Linked DNA regions of Homo sapiens: region 1 is linked to region 2. Evidence: chromatin contacts called from ENCODE Hi-C or POLR2A ChIA-PET data. All regions are on one chromosome and are shown on one strand. The core of a region is the stretch at or near the end of the contact, and the rest is flanking DNA. Distances in the headings are between cores, read along the strand shown.

What was found. A loop is a pair of places that touch in the nucleus more often than their neighbours do. ChIA-PET counts read pairs that join two places held with the same protein, here RNA polymerase II (POLR2A). Pooled maps may share reads with other maps.
Region 1: a map of endothelial cell of umbilical vein shows a loop between it and region 2 (2.8-fold over the local background). The contact joins the promoter of DAGLA here to the promoter of SYT7 in region 2. A Hi-C loop is called at or near these places in 4 of 168 maps with a recorded cell type or tissue (CD4-positive, alpha-beta T cell, CD8-positive, alpha-beta T cell, endothelial cell of umbilical vein and 1 more) and 9 of 50 pooled maps. POLR2A ChIA-PET finds 5 or more read pairs at or near these places in 1 of 52 experiments (WTC11).

Annotation. Positions count from the first base shown.
Region 1 is chr11:61,675,760-61,682,707 of GRCh38, forward strand. It overlaps DAGLA (diacylglycerol lipase alpha), which reads left to right and starts at 4,632. Exons shown (of 20, transcript NM_006133.3): 1 at 4,632-4,745. RefSeq lists an enhancer at 6,829-6,948.
Region 2 is chr11:61,576,539-61,583,174 of GRCh38, forward strand. It overlaps SYT7 (synaptotagmin 7), which reads right to left and starts at 4,538. Exons shown (of 13, transcript NM_001365809.2): 1 at 4,252-4,538. The coding sequence starts at 4,282. It overlaps LOC105369331 (a long non-coding RNA gene), which reads right to left. Exons shown (of 5, transcript XR_950166.3): 4 at 6,058-6,107; 5 at 4,868-5,455. RefSeq lists silencers at 4,559-4,648, 4,669-4,818, 4,829-4,988.

The DNA.
Region 1 (6,948 bases), core at 3,382-5,881, 99 kb after region 2:
AGCTAAAATATAGTCACTATATCTCCCTCGGCCATGAGCAGATACTTTATACTTTAAAACCCTGCATGCTTTGAATTCCCCTGACTGCTTAGCCAAGGTGTCATATTGGCTCCCACTATCTCAGGCAGTGAGGAAAGGTGGTCACTCAATCCCTGCCTCCACAGGGCAATACAGTCAGGGGATGGTGCTCAGCTTAGGAATTCTGCAGTTGTCTTTCTGCAGGCAGCTCTACCCTACTGCAGTTACTGACCAAGCCATCCCATCCTGCAGCTGCTGGGAGCTGAGTTGGGGCAGGGTACAGCTGTGCCAGCTGTCGGAGATAGATTACACTATGAAGCTCGGCTGTGACTCACATTCCAGCACAGGGGAAATGCGCAAAAGTTCTATGCTGTCTTTGGGGTGCTAAAAATCATCCTGGCTTTGTCTTGCAAGATGTTCGGCTTGCGGAGCATGGGGCAGATGGAGGACCCTTCCATCTGGGTCCTCCATGGGGAGGAGGCAGGGGGCAGATCTGTCTCCAGCCAACTGCCTGTCACACAACTGCCACAGCTACTAATAACAACACTCAGCATTTAATCAGCCCCTTTGTGGATGCAGACGCTGTCACACTCATTAATTAGTTAATCTGCACAGCCCCGCAGGAGGAAGAGTCATGTTATTATCCCCACTGGGACTCAGAAGGAAACTGAGGCCAGAGTGGGAACTTGGCACAGAGCGGAGGGAGCACAGCCTGACAGCTGGACTGGGACCAGTCTACGACTTGTCTGTTCTGGTGCCCTCGCTCTTGTCCTCCTCCCCAGCTCCTGTCTGCTCACAGTGCTGGTGACTATCTCCAAAGACACCTGGCCAAATGCTGTCAGAACTGGGCCTGAAGGTGCTCAGAGAGAAGGCCAGGCATGGCTTTGGCGTGGAGAGGATGCACCTCTGGTAGCTGGACCAGGTCAGGTCTGTGGGGAGTGTGTGCTCTGGAACAGCCACCCTTTCTGATATGTTTCTTCCAAAGCGTCTTGGAACTAGAAATAGAAGTGATGAGGGTGCCCCTCTCTCTCATCAAAATGCCTGTTTCCTGTGCAGGCGGCTCTGGGTTTTGATTGTGTGTCTGGTGGTTTTAGAATGGAAGGGAGGAGCAAATCCATCAGGAGGCACCATTGTGGTTCCACTGGAAACTGGGACTGGCCATCTGGGGATCTTTGACACACGCAGACACACACACACACACCATGGGTAGAACCCACACCCCCGTGAAGGACCTCTTACATCATTGTACCCAGTGGTCGATGTTGCTGGAAGCCTGCTGAGATGCCTTACAGCCATGGCTCAGCCCTCAAGAAGAAGGCTTAGGTCAGTCTGTCAGGCAAAGAATCCTGACTGAATAAGAATCGGGCAGGAGACCTGCAGAACACAGAAATAAGGCGTTAGAGGATGGAATTCGCTAGTACCTTCTAGGAGTTTGTGACCAATTGCAAAAATAAAGACTGCAGTCCCTCCCTGTCTTTCCTTGCTTGTTACTAGAGTTGTTGAAGATTAAATAGTTGACCATTTCCCCCTTTAAGAAAATATGAATCACAATTTGAAAATGTTTTTGTTATCTTTCCTTTTCCTTTCACCTAACATTTATGTGTGTATGTATTTTTTTGAGAGGGAGTCTTGCTCTGTCGCTGGAGTGTAGTGGCGTGATCTCGGCTCACTGCAACCTCCGCATTCCAGGTTCAAGCGCTTCTCCTGCCTCAGCCTCCTGAGTAGCTTGGATTATAGGCGCGCGCCACCATACCCAGCTAATTTTTATATTTTTAGTAGAGACGGGGTTTCACCATGTTGGTCAGGCTGGCCTTGAACTCCTGACCTTGTGATCTGCTTGCCTCGGCCTCCCAAAGTGCTGGGATTACAGGCGTGAGCCACCACGCTGGGCCTATTTTTTTTTTTTTTTTTTTGAGACGGAGTCTCACTCTGTTGCCCAGGCTGGAGTGCAGTAGCGGGATCTCGGCTCACTGCAACCTCCACCTCCCGGGTTCAAGCAACTCTCCTGCCTCAGCCTCCCGAATAGCTGGGATTACAGGTGCCCATCACCATGCCCAGCTGATTTTTGTATTTTTAGTAGAGATGGGGTTTCACCATGTTGGTCAGGCTGGTCTTGAACTCCTGACCTCAGGTGATCCACCCGCCTCAGCCTCCCAAAGTGCTGGGATTACAGGTGTGAGCCACCGCACCCGGTCACCTAACATTTATAATAGTGGTGTTTCTCAGCCTTTCATGTGCATTCAAATCACCTGGGAATCTTGTTGCCAACCTGAGATTCTTGGGCCTGAGATTATGCATTCCCGTTAAGCTTCTGGGTGGTGCCAATGTCTCACTCTGAGTAGCAAGAGTTCAAAGGATTTGGTGATGGTAAAAGTAACCCTTTAATTCAGTTAAATGACCAGATGGGATCAATCACCTTGAAGATCTTGAAATAATAGTAGCCTCATGACATCAAGTGTGAAGGTGACTGTTGGTACTTGTCTGGTGAAGACAACTTTGGAGGAATGGGAAGAAGGACTGGCGTGTGTCGGGACACATGTGTGCACATGGACACATGTGAGTTTGTGTACATGGGACAGCTAAGGGATGGATCCGTAGTAGACAGCCTTTTTTTTTTTTTTTTTTTGAGATGGAGTCTGGCTCTCTTGCCCAGGCTAGAGTGCAATGGCACGATCTCGGCTCACTGCAACCTCTGCCTCCCACGTTCAAGTGATTCTTCCGCCTCAGCCTCCCGAGTAGCTGGGATTACAGGCACCTGCCATCATGCCAGGCTAATTTTTGTACTTTGGTAGAGATAGGGTTTCACCATGTTGGCCAGACTGGTCTCGAACTCCTGACCTCAGGTGATCCACCTGCCTCTGCCTCCCAAAGTGCTGGGATTACAGGCATGAGCCACCGCCCCTGGCCGACAGTCTTTGGACTGGCTGTTCAGGTCATGATTCTCCTCCTCTGGGAGTGTCTCTCAACGGGGAAAAGTGGACTGACATGTTTGTATCACAAAGCACTTTCTGCCCTGGCCATAGCTGATTGACCGTGGCCTGATCTGGACTAATAAGATTCTTTTTTTCTGGGAATCGGGAACTTTGAACCAAGAGACATCCAATCTGGCAGTTTTGATTCTGATTAATGGCAATGATCTAGAAAGAAGATCCCTAAACTGATACTGCTACAGTTGTCCCTTAAAGCCTCCCCTGATCTCTGCCCTTCCTGAGCCTTGAGGAATTCAACTCCTCCTTGAATCCCCTGAGGTGCCCCACTGGGTATATGCGCCCACTCCTCATTTTCCTTGTTACCTACGTGAGTTTGCTTTCTAAATAATCACAGGTAACACAGAACTCCTTCCAGAAGTGGCTCCATCTGCTTCAATAAAAGGCAGTCCTGGCCTCACAGTCTCATTTCCAACCCAAATGTCCACGTAATTTTCAGACCGAGGCTTCTGCTCAAGCCGGGCACCCCACTACCCACACCTCCTTGTTCACCTATGGCTCCCACTTCTACTGAACTGCGCGATCACTGTGATTTTGGGGGTGGCAACAGGGCCTAGGAAACATTTTAGAGGCACTTCTCTTGCCTGAAAGAAAACGTTCTTCCCCTTTTTGTCTCTGATGAATCTTTACTGGATCTTTGGGACCCAGCTGAGTCATCCCGACCTGCAGACTGGACTCCCATCCCCAGGCTTAAATTCCTTTCCAAGGGCTCTGTCTGTCCTCTCGGCTTAGCTTCTGTGTTAAAACCCCCTCCATCTGCGTCTCCTCCCCAGCAGAATGAGCTCCTTGAAGTCAGGGCCCGCCTTCTGCTCCTCTCTGTGCTCCACTCCCCCAGTTCAGCACAGTGCTCCCAGGGAGGTGTAAGCGACTTACGGTGAATGAAAGGGCGTGAAGGGGAACAGGAGGGGCGGTTTTCTTCATTTACCAGAAATTCAAAATTGACCAAGTAAACCCCTTTGGAGACCAGGCACGATGCTGGGCACTGGGAACGGGGGTAGGGGTGGGGGGTGGGGGGGTGGTAGGGAGGAGGGGGTACCCAGGGTACCCACGGGCTCTGTCGCCCGTGGGGAAGGATGGGCATTTACCCTTCCCATTCATCAGGATGGGAGGGCCACGGACTCCCCCCACGGCAGTGCCGGGTAGACCCCTGCACCACACCGTGCCAAGGCCCTTTCTCACAGTCACGCCAGGAACTCTAGCCATGCTCTGACTTCTCAAGCAGAGTTCAGTCACCCCGAGGAGGTGGGACCCGTCTCTCTCCTCCCCACAAATGAACCAGTTCTCCAGTGATCCTACTTCCTTTTTTCCCTCTCCCACGCTAAAACTGGTCACGAGGGACCTAAAGGAGGGGCAGGCACCCAGGCGGCTCCCTTCCCCGCACGCATCGCGGCCAGTCCAGCCCCTCCCGGCCGCCCACGGGACCCCAGCCGAGCCTGAGCCAGGCGCCCACCGCCCCCACGCGCAGGGCCGGCGCCCGCGGAAGACTCGGCTCTCCCTGGCCTCGACGCCGCTCCCCTCCCTGGCGCCAGGGGGCGCTGCCTCCCCACGACCGTCGCCATGGTCACCGCTGGCGGCGGAGAGGGGTTTACGTAAAGGACGCAGCGTCCCCCGGGGGGCGGAGGCGGCCTTCGCGCCGGCGCCGGCGCCCTGCGGAAGCGGCGTTAGTGAATCGGGGCCTTGGGGAGCCCAGGATGGAGGTGGCGGTCGCGGCGGCGGGCCGAGCCCTGCGGCGGGCGGGAGGTAAGGGGGGCCTCCGGCGCGGCGGGCCGGTCCTGGGCGCGGGCGCGGTGCGAGCGGCGCGGCGGGCTGGGCAGTGTCCAGGGCGCGCGGTGGCCGGCCCGACGGGTCGGCGGGCGGAGTTGCAGCTGCCACGCGCGCCCGTGGCAGGTGTGAGGTCTGTGGAGCCCCTGGCACCAGCGTGGGGATGGTGACACGCGTGGCACGGGCGTGGGCAACGTGGGTCCGGCACAGGCGGCGTGGTTTTCCTGGAACGGGTCTCAGAAGACTCGCCTCCACCTTGGTGCGGTGGTGGCCACGCAGGTGTGAGGTGGTGCAGCTGTCTGCACAGGTAGGTGATGGGCACGGCCTTCGGACTGGTTATGGGATAGGTGGCCAGCTCGTGCCGGCATGGTGGTGCCGCTAGCATGGGTGTGAGGAAGTGCTGCCATTGCTTGGGTGTTGGGATGGTTCTGGCCTTGGGCTTGACATGATCTGGGGTGATAGCACTGGGGGCTTGAAGAATTGGTGTTCTCAGCATGGCTAGAGTTCCTGGCATGACTGTGAGAAAGGGCCTTGGCACGGTGTGGTGCGGGGGGCTACCCGGCACTGCCGCGGGGGGAGTCCGTGGCCCTCCCATCCTGATGAATGGGAAGGGTAAATGCCCATCCTTCCTCACGGGCGATGAAGGGGACACTGCCTCTGTCATGGGGGTCCAGTTTTAATGCCTGTTGGGTACACTGGACTGAGGAGGGCAGAAGGCTGGGAGAAGGTTGGTGTCCTTTATAATGGGCATAAACAAGAGATGCCAGGAGAAGCTTCTACCACAAGGGCCCTGATGGTAACCCAGATAGAGACCTTCCAGGCACTACCGTTGTCCTGGGCTAAGGTAGAGAGAACCATTCATCTAGCTTTTCATCTAGCTTTGGGAATGAAGGGAGGGGTGGATGATTTTCAGTGGTGATCGGTGTCCCAGAATATGTCCTGAGAAGCAAGCAGGACCAAGAGGTAACCCGGGTCAGCGAGTGAGGGAGTGGTATGGCGCACCATCTATCTGTAGTCACGGGGTCCTGCCTTCTCCCTGGGTTGATGGGTTCACTCCAGGGTATCTGGGAGTTGCCTCTCTTCTTTGATGCTGGGGAGCCTTTGGGTCCAGAGGATTGGATCGATTGGGGTATGCTTGAAAGATGATTCTGCAGCCACTGGGAATCTGCTGGGGCCACCGGGACTCCCACCCCCAGGCTTAAATTCCTTTCCAAGGGCTCTGTCTGTCCTCTCTGCTTAGCTCCTATGTTAAAACCCCTCCATCTGCGCTGAGATTGTGTTTGCTCTCACCAGTCCTTTGGGAAGCTTTGGGTGAAGGTCTCACTCAGCATCACCTAGTGCCTTACTTTACAGAGAAGCAATTTGCAGCTCCTCCTAGAGAAGTCTTACAGTGTAGGGGAAATCTTCAGTTCTTTGTGGATCTCTTGGGGGAGTGGGATCAGTGGTAGAAGAATCACAGGGTTGAGCTTGTGCTGGGGAAGGCACTTATGAGTCCAAAAAGATGATGTTGAGGGTAGGGTGGCAGGTGGTCGCCAAATTGCCAAGGTGGGTGCTTGGAGATGCTGATGAGTTCCCTATAACCGGAGCACTGTCCGATGCCTTTGGAGCCATATCACTTTAATTCCAGTGTTGGCTGTGTGACCTTCAGCAGGTGACTTCACCAATCAAGGCATGTCACATGGTGGTCTGGTAGTAAAGAATGAAAGGAAATGGTGCACGTGGAAACACTTTGCAAACAGCGAAAGACTGTACAAAGGTCAGAGAGTCTCATCAAGTAAAGAGACCAGGGCTGGAGGCAGGAGCCATAGGAAATGGTGGCACGGGATGTGATTGGGAGGAAGGGAGCCGGAAGGTTGAGGGCCTGTCATAGGGAATTAGAGGCCCTGAGCGCACATGCTCCCGGTGGGGGCAAGTGGGATCTGTTGACACTGTGAGTCAGCTGCTGAGCTGGAACCAGGCCCCCGGTCTCCAGAGGACAGTCCTGAGCATGGCCCCGGCAGCTGTGAAGTCCTGCAGGAGTGGCCCAAGCAGGAGGAAGCACTTTGCTTGGGCAGCAGACGTGCCTCATTGCCAGGGTAGGTCTGGGAGGTGTCTGTGGCTGACAGATCTAGGGTACCTGTGTGGGAGGAAGACTTGGGAAGTGTGTGTGTTTTCTCTGGAGAATTTCCTTTGGCTCTGGGTT
Region 2 (6,636 bases), core at 3,288-5,787:
GGGGTCATCAGCTCCGGACTGGGCCTCCCGCCCCCACGTGACCCCTCCCAGCTCTTCTCCCTGCTGTTCTTCTGTTCTTGGCCTCACTCCCCTGGGGGAACCAGTTATTGAAAACGAAAACGGTCCATCAGATTCAATAAGGATTCAAAGTCCGTGAGAGAATAGGGGGTGGGTGGGGAGTAGGATGGGGGGACTCAGGAGGGGCAGGAGGGGGAGGGAACCATATACGGCTCCTCTGCCTGTTCCACACAACATCCTGCAATGGCCGGGCTAGAGGGTGTAACAAGGAGACAGCCCCCACTGGCACTCCATGTTGCCCTCAATGCCCCTTAAGCCTGAGCTTGGGGTCAGCCAGGAGCAGAACCCAGCTGCCCAGGGCCTGTCTTTGCTCACCCAGCACCCACCTATTGACCTGCCTTCCAGCTGTCCCCTTACCTGTCACCTACTGGCCTGTACGTTCCCACCTCAATCCGGCCTGCTCTAACCCCCTCCCCAGTATGAGGAGGGGCTTTGGGGCTATCTCCCTCCCCACTATGCCCCAGCCCTCAAGCGGGCAGCTTGTTGATCAAGCTTCCCTGCAAGGCCACAGAACAGTGTGAACCAGGGCCCTGGAGGGGGCCTGTCTCCATGGTAACACAACAGCTTGGGGGCACTGGCTACCCTGGCCCATGCCCCATTGAAATCATCCTCACCCCCTCTGGGTTTTAGACTTGCCCAGCCTCAGGTCCTCCACTGTGTCCTGGCCTGTGGGGAGATCATTCGATCTTCAGTCCGGACTCTAACTCAAGCCCAGGATGCAGGCCAGGGAGGCCCGGGCATGTGCCGATGGGGCAGGCTTTGGGGAGGTAGGTGGGAGGAGAGAGGTTGTTGGTGAAATGGGTGGACACAGTCAGGCCTCCTTGGACCTTCCCACACTCCAGCCCTGGCCTCTAACCCAGGTGTTCCTCAGGGCATACCCTTGATCTGCCCTTTCAGCCACACCCCTAACTTCTGCACCTCCCTCACCCGCCATCAGCCTCTTCCCCTAACTTGTGCCCAGTGACTGGAGGGTTGGCCTGGACAATCTAGTGGATCCTTCACCTTGAGAGAAGAGGCCCGCTGTGCCAAGGCCCCCTGCCCTGCATGCTCCCAAGTCACGACCTGCCTAGTGGAGTGTCTGTAGGGAACAGAGCCCACTAACAGGTGGGACAAAAGAAGGCTTCAAGCACTACTACTCCCAGGGACAAGCTCACAGAGGGCTGGGGGCAGGGCAGGCAGCCTTCAGGACCTAACCTCTGTCCCAGTGGTTCCCTCTCTGGCCTTGCTTACCAGCTCACTGCAAGGTCACCTCTCCCTCCCTCTCTCTTTTCCTGCCGCTGTCCTGCCTGCCCACTGCAACGCTGACCCCTGCAGGCCTGCTGGGGCCTGCCTGGCCTGGGGACAAGCAGTCCGAGAGAAACAGGGACTTCAGGATGAACCAGAGGGTGAAGGCTGAGGGCAGGAAGAGGCCGTGAAGTCTGGGAGGGGGCAGAAGGGAGGCTGCAGGTCTGGTCTAGGGAGGCTGGACAGAGTGTGGAGCTGGAGCCTGGGTGTGCATGGGAGGGGGCTGGTCTGGGTTCTTCACTGGACTCCGATTATTTCCCACAGTCCTTTTCTTCATTCACAATAGATCAGGGAACCAAGGGCCTGGGGGCCTGAGGCCCAAGTAGGGAGAGAACCACACCTGTCAGGTAAGGTCCTCACAGTAGCTGAGCCCTTAGGGACCTGCATAGTAAGTGGGATGAGGGAGGGAGTACCACAGGGATCTTCTGGAACCAGCATGAGGCAAAGGGGAGCAGGAGAGGACAGATTTTTTTTTTTTTAAGGATTGGGCCGCAGGTGTTCCTGAGAGTGGGATGAGAGGATCAGGATATAAAAGGCACTGGCCCCTGGGAGACCAGAGGGGAGGGGAGGGGTGGCCTGAGTTACACATAAATCAATTTGCATATCTCAGTACCAACCAGTACCAGCCAAGGGGAGATGGGGAGGCAGAAATGGGGGACACAGAGCCCTGGCTTGGGGAGCTGAGTCTAGGGAGCCTTGGGGGAGCTGGGGGGAAGGGAAATCTGACCTGGAACTATAGAGCCTACAAAGGTGGGCAGGGATGCCAGAGGGCAGAGGCCAGAATGAGATCTTTGACTCCTCAAGGACCCCAGATGACTAGGCTCAAAGGCAGACTGTGCCCTCTCCAGCCTATGTCTGACCCCACCCAGCCCAATGCCCACACCGGAGAGGAGTCAGCCTCAGGCCAGCCCCTTTCCCAGTCACAGCTGCCCTACCACAGGCACTGGTGGGTCCCGCAGCTGCAACTGGGGTGGGCAAGACAGGTCCCAACTGCAGCCAGAGAGGCCCATTCAAGGAGGGGGTGAGGGAAGAGTTGAGGGCTGCCAGCACACCAGGGATGGTACTGGACTCCAGACCCTTTGCCTAGAAGATGCCAAGCACGTCAAGCTGGCCTCCGTGGTGAGGGCAGAGGTGCTTGGAGGAGTGGTGATGTCATGGTGCCCAGGCATGGGAGGAAAGAGGAGGGAGGGAGAGGGGAGAGGGCACAGCCCCAGGCCAGTGGCCTAACAGGCCAGAGGGGAGGCTGCCAGCCTGGTGGGCGAGGGGATGGATAGTGTCCTTATTTCTTCCCTACCTTCCATCCTCATACCCCAGAGCTGGCTTCTGAACTAAGCTACTGGCTTCTAAGAAGGTGAGCAGAGCAAGAGAATACTCCTGCCACGGGCCATGGGCTGGAAGCCGGCGGCCTCTTCGACGAAGATGCCAGGGTAGGTGACCTAGGTCCAGACAGATGAGGGGAGGGCTCTCCACAGGCAATGCCCCTTCAGCCCTCACCTAGAGGACATTCAGAGAAGGGCGCAAGGTTCCAGAGAAGGAGACTGAATCTCTCACCCTCATATCCAAGTGCTGAGTGAGGGCAGTGCCTGGCGCCCAGTGGGTCGTCCTCAATATCGACTGGACTGAAAAGAATCGATGGGGGGTGGGAGCCGATTCCTCAGGAGGCAGGGACAGGCTGAGGCTGCCCCTAGAGGGGAAAGAGCAAATGTGGGGCTAGGGCAACAGTGGGCAAAGCCAGCACCCACTGGACTGCCTTCAGGAGCCTCAGGGCTGCAGGCTCCTTCTGTGCAGGGTCTTAGAGCCCTTCCTTCCCTACAGCACCGCCGCCCCCAGGAGGCTGGCAGGAGGGAGCCTGGAGGCTCTTCGTTTGGGAGCACATCCTGGGCTGGGGAGTCGTGCTTTTAGCATCAGAGAGAAGCCCAGAAACAGACCCTGATGCCAGAACTGGCAGACTGGGGGTGCTGGGACTGGGTGGAGCACCCCAGGTGGGAGCGGGGATGGAGCCTGGGCAGGAGCTGCAGGGGACCTGCCTACAGGTGGGCACTGGGTGAGGAGGCATCAGGAGCCAAGGAGGAAATGGCAGAGCAATTTCCGAGGAAGACGGGAAGATTCTTCGGCTTTGGCTTAGAGGATACCAAGCAGACAGTGGGCTCCCAGGCCACTCCCCTGGCGGGCGAAGCAGAAGGCAAAGGAGTTCGGCCCTCCCCCACCCCAGGACGGGAGAGAGTTTGGGGTTGTTTGCTTCCCCCTCCCCAAACCTAGGAGAACATTCTCTTGGCACCCCCATTCTCATGAGCCCCTGCTCTCTTTCCCTTCAGGCACCCCCGTCTCACCCATCAACGCCCCTGCAGTTCCCCACCCCCCAGAACCTCCCTGCCCAGCTGCCGCACCAGATTCCCACTTGCCCCCTGGCACCCTCTCAATTCACAGTTGGCACTGCGATGCCACTCCGCTCCCCTGTGCCCGCAACCTTGGCCAAGAGCTGCCGGGATCCTCGCCCTGGGGTCCGCCAGCGCTGGCACCCCCGGGGCACCGGTGCTGGGGAGCCTCGGGTGCCTCTGAGGGCACTGCCCGGCTCCCACAGGGGCAGCGGCTCCTCGCTCCGCCACACACGTTGTCCTTGGGCTGTTGAGGGGTGGGGGAGAGGTCCTTGTGGGGACACTGCGAAGCCGGTCCCAGACATCCAGCCTGGCAGTGTCCAGACTGCGGGGGACCGGGGTCCGAGCCGCTGCCGCTCGATCCCGCGCCCCCGGGGCTGGGATGACCCCTGGGGGAGCCCGTGCGGCTCCGGGCGGACAACAGCCCCAGGCTGGGGCTCCGAGACGGCGTCCGGCGCTGCCGCTGTCCTGCCCGCCGGTGCGGGGCGCCCCAGCCCGCCGGGGCCGCGCTTACCTGGGCTGGCCGCCTCCGGGTCCCGGTACATGGTCCCCTCGTCGCCGGTTCCCTCCGGGCTCCTCAGAGCCGCCCGCGGCCGCGCGCTGCTCCGCCGCCGCCGCTGGGCATGGGGCCGGGCGACCCCCGGGGGCGGGTCCGAGGGCGGGGGCCGAGCGGGCTGCACCTAGCCGCGGAGCCGGGGAGCGGGGGCCGCCCGCCAGCCCTCCCGCCCGCCCGCGGAGCACGCTGCCGCCGCCGCCGAACAGCGCCGAGCCGCCTCCCTCCGGCCTGCGCGCCGCGTGTGCGCGCCGGAGCGTGTGTGTGTGTACGAGGCCGTGTGTATGTGTGTGTGTGAGCGCGTGTGTGAGCGCGCCCGGGGCACCGCCGGCGCCGCCCGCCAGCCGCCGAACGCCGCGGCCACAGCCACCGCCTGCGCCCGCTGCCGGCCGCGCGCCGCACTGCACCCGCGCCCGCCGCCGCCCGAAGCCGCCCCGAGGGCACGGCCGCCGCCCCGCGCCCCGCCCGCCTCGCAGTCCCCGCGGGGAGGGCCGCCGAGCCCCACGGCCGGGCTCGTCCGGCCAGGGGATCCGGCTCCGCTGCGCGACCCACCCCCAGCCCGTGCTCCCCCGATGGCCGCGGCCTGGCACCGGGCAGGGCCGCAGAGCCGGCCACCTCCTCCGAGGTGCCCTTTGGCTCCGATCCAAAAGGCGTGGAGATCCACTCCGGGTTTTCCGCTTGCTGGCGGCTCGAGGGCGTCAGCTCCGGACTCAACACCGCGGCGGTCCGGGGCAGACGGACTGGTGTGTGCAAAAACCAGGAGTGGAATTTTTGGCAGCGCTGAGCCTGGGTCCGCCAGTCCGGTCTTTCTGCAAGCTCGCACACAGGTGGAGCCGAAAGGGCTAAGATCCCTGCCCTCGGTAGGAGGTTTGGCCTAGTGACCCTCCTCACCTAACCCAGCCCCACGAAAGAAGAAAATAGACTTTTCAGCCTCTGGCTATCCCTCTATAGCAGCAGCTCCTCCTCTGATCCTCCCCTCTATTCCTTGACCCTAGCACTTCGGAGGGTAGGAAGGAAATCCCTCCTTCTCCTTCCAACCCTGGACCTCTCTTGGTCCCCTCTGCCTCTCTGCCGGCTCAGCACAGTCTAAATCAGGTGAACACTCATTTCTCTACAGAATTTGGATGATTTGATTCTGGGGCAGGGAGGAGAAGAGACCTGTCTCCTAAGGATAAGAAAAACCCAGAAATGAACCATTAGTGGTATGGTAGGCACAGAGACCTCCCTGCACACACCTACACACGTAATCACCTACATACACACACACACACACACACACAGACATGATGCCCCCCACACACACACCCACACAGACATGCTGCCCACACAAAGAGACACATACACTGACGCTCCCCACAATACAGGTGCTGCCCCTACCCTTCACTGATGGGTCAGGTAAGAGGGCAAAATCCCTGGGTCTGTGGCAGCATCCTGCCCTCCCCTGTGCTGAGAATGCAGTTTGCAGGTGAGCCAGGCTTCCTAGAGTCAAGGATTATTATTTCCACCCTGAGAAATCCACTTTTGCTGGCTTTATACTGCACTACTCATGCCCAGCCACACCTCCACCTGCCCACAGTGTGGAAGGCAGCCAGGAACAACCCTCTATCTCAAGTCTCCCCGACACACACACAAACAGACCCCATCCCCTTGAAATCACATGGAGGCTATCCCCAACAACCACCACACACACACATACACACATACACATTCACCTCCACCTACAGCTTTTCCGGTTGAGAAAAAGATAAGGAAGTTCCCCCAGCAAACCTCCATGAAGACTGTTCCAGTGGAGAGCAGATTTCCTGGGAATGAATGTTCTACATAAAAATGGAAGGAAAAAAGGCATCGTAGGTTAAGGCCACAATTCCTCAGTGGCCAGAAATCTCAGCCCTCACCCTCTGGGGAAGGGCCATCCTATTCCATACACCTCACAGCTGTCTTCCCCCCACTCACCCAAGTACAGCCAAGAACCCAGGAGTTATCTACACTCTGCTTTGGGACCTGGCAAACCCCAGAAAGCTAAGCCAACAGGCTGGGACTGCAAGGTCTGCAACCTTGGCTCATTCCCCCACCCACCCCAGCTGCCTCTCTCATTACCCTAGTAAAGAGTAAACAGGGGCTGGGTATGGTAGCTCACACCTGTAAGCCCAGCACTTTGGGATGACGGGGCGGGAAGATCACTTGAGCCCAGGAGTTGAGACCAGCCTGAGCAACATGGTGAGACCCCATATCTACAAAGAAAAAAAAAATTAGCCCAGTGTAGTGGTGCGCCCCTGGGGTCTCAGCTACTCGGGAGGCTGCGACGGGAGGATGGCTTAAACCCAGTAGTTTGAGGCTGCAGTGAGC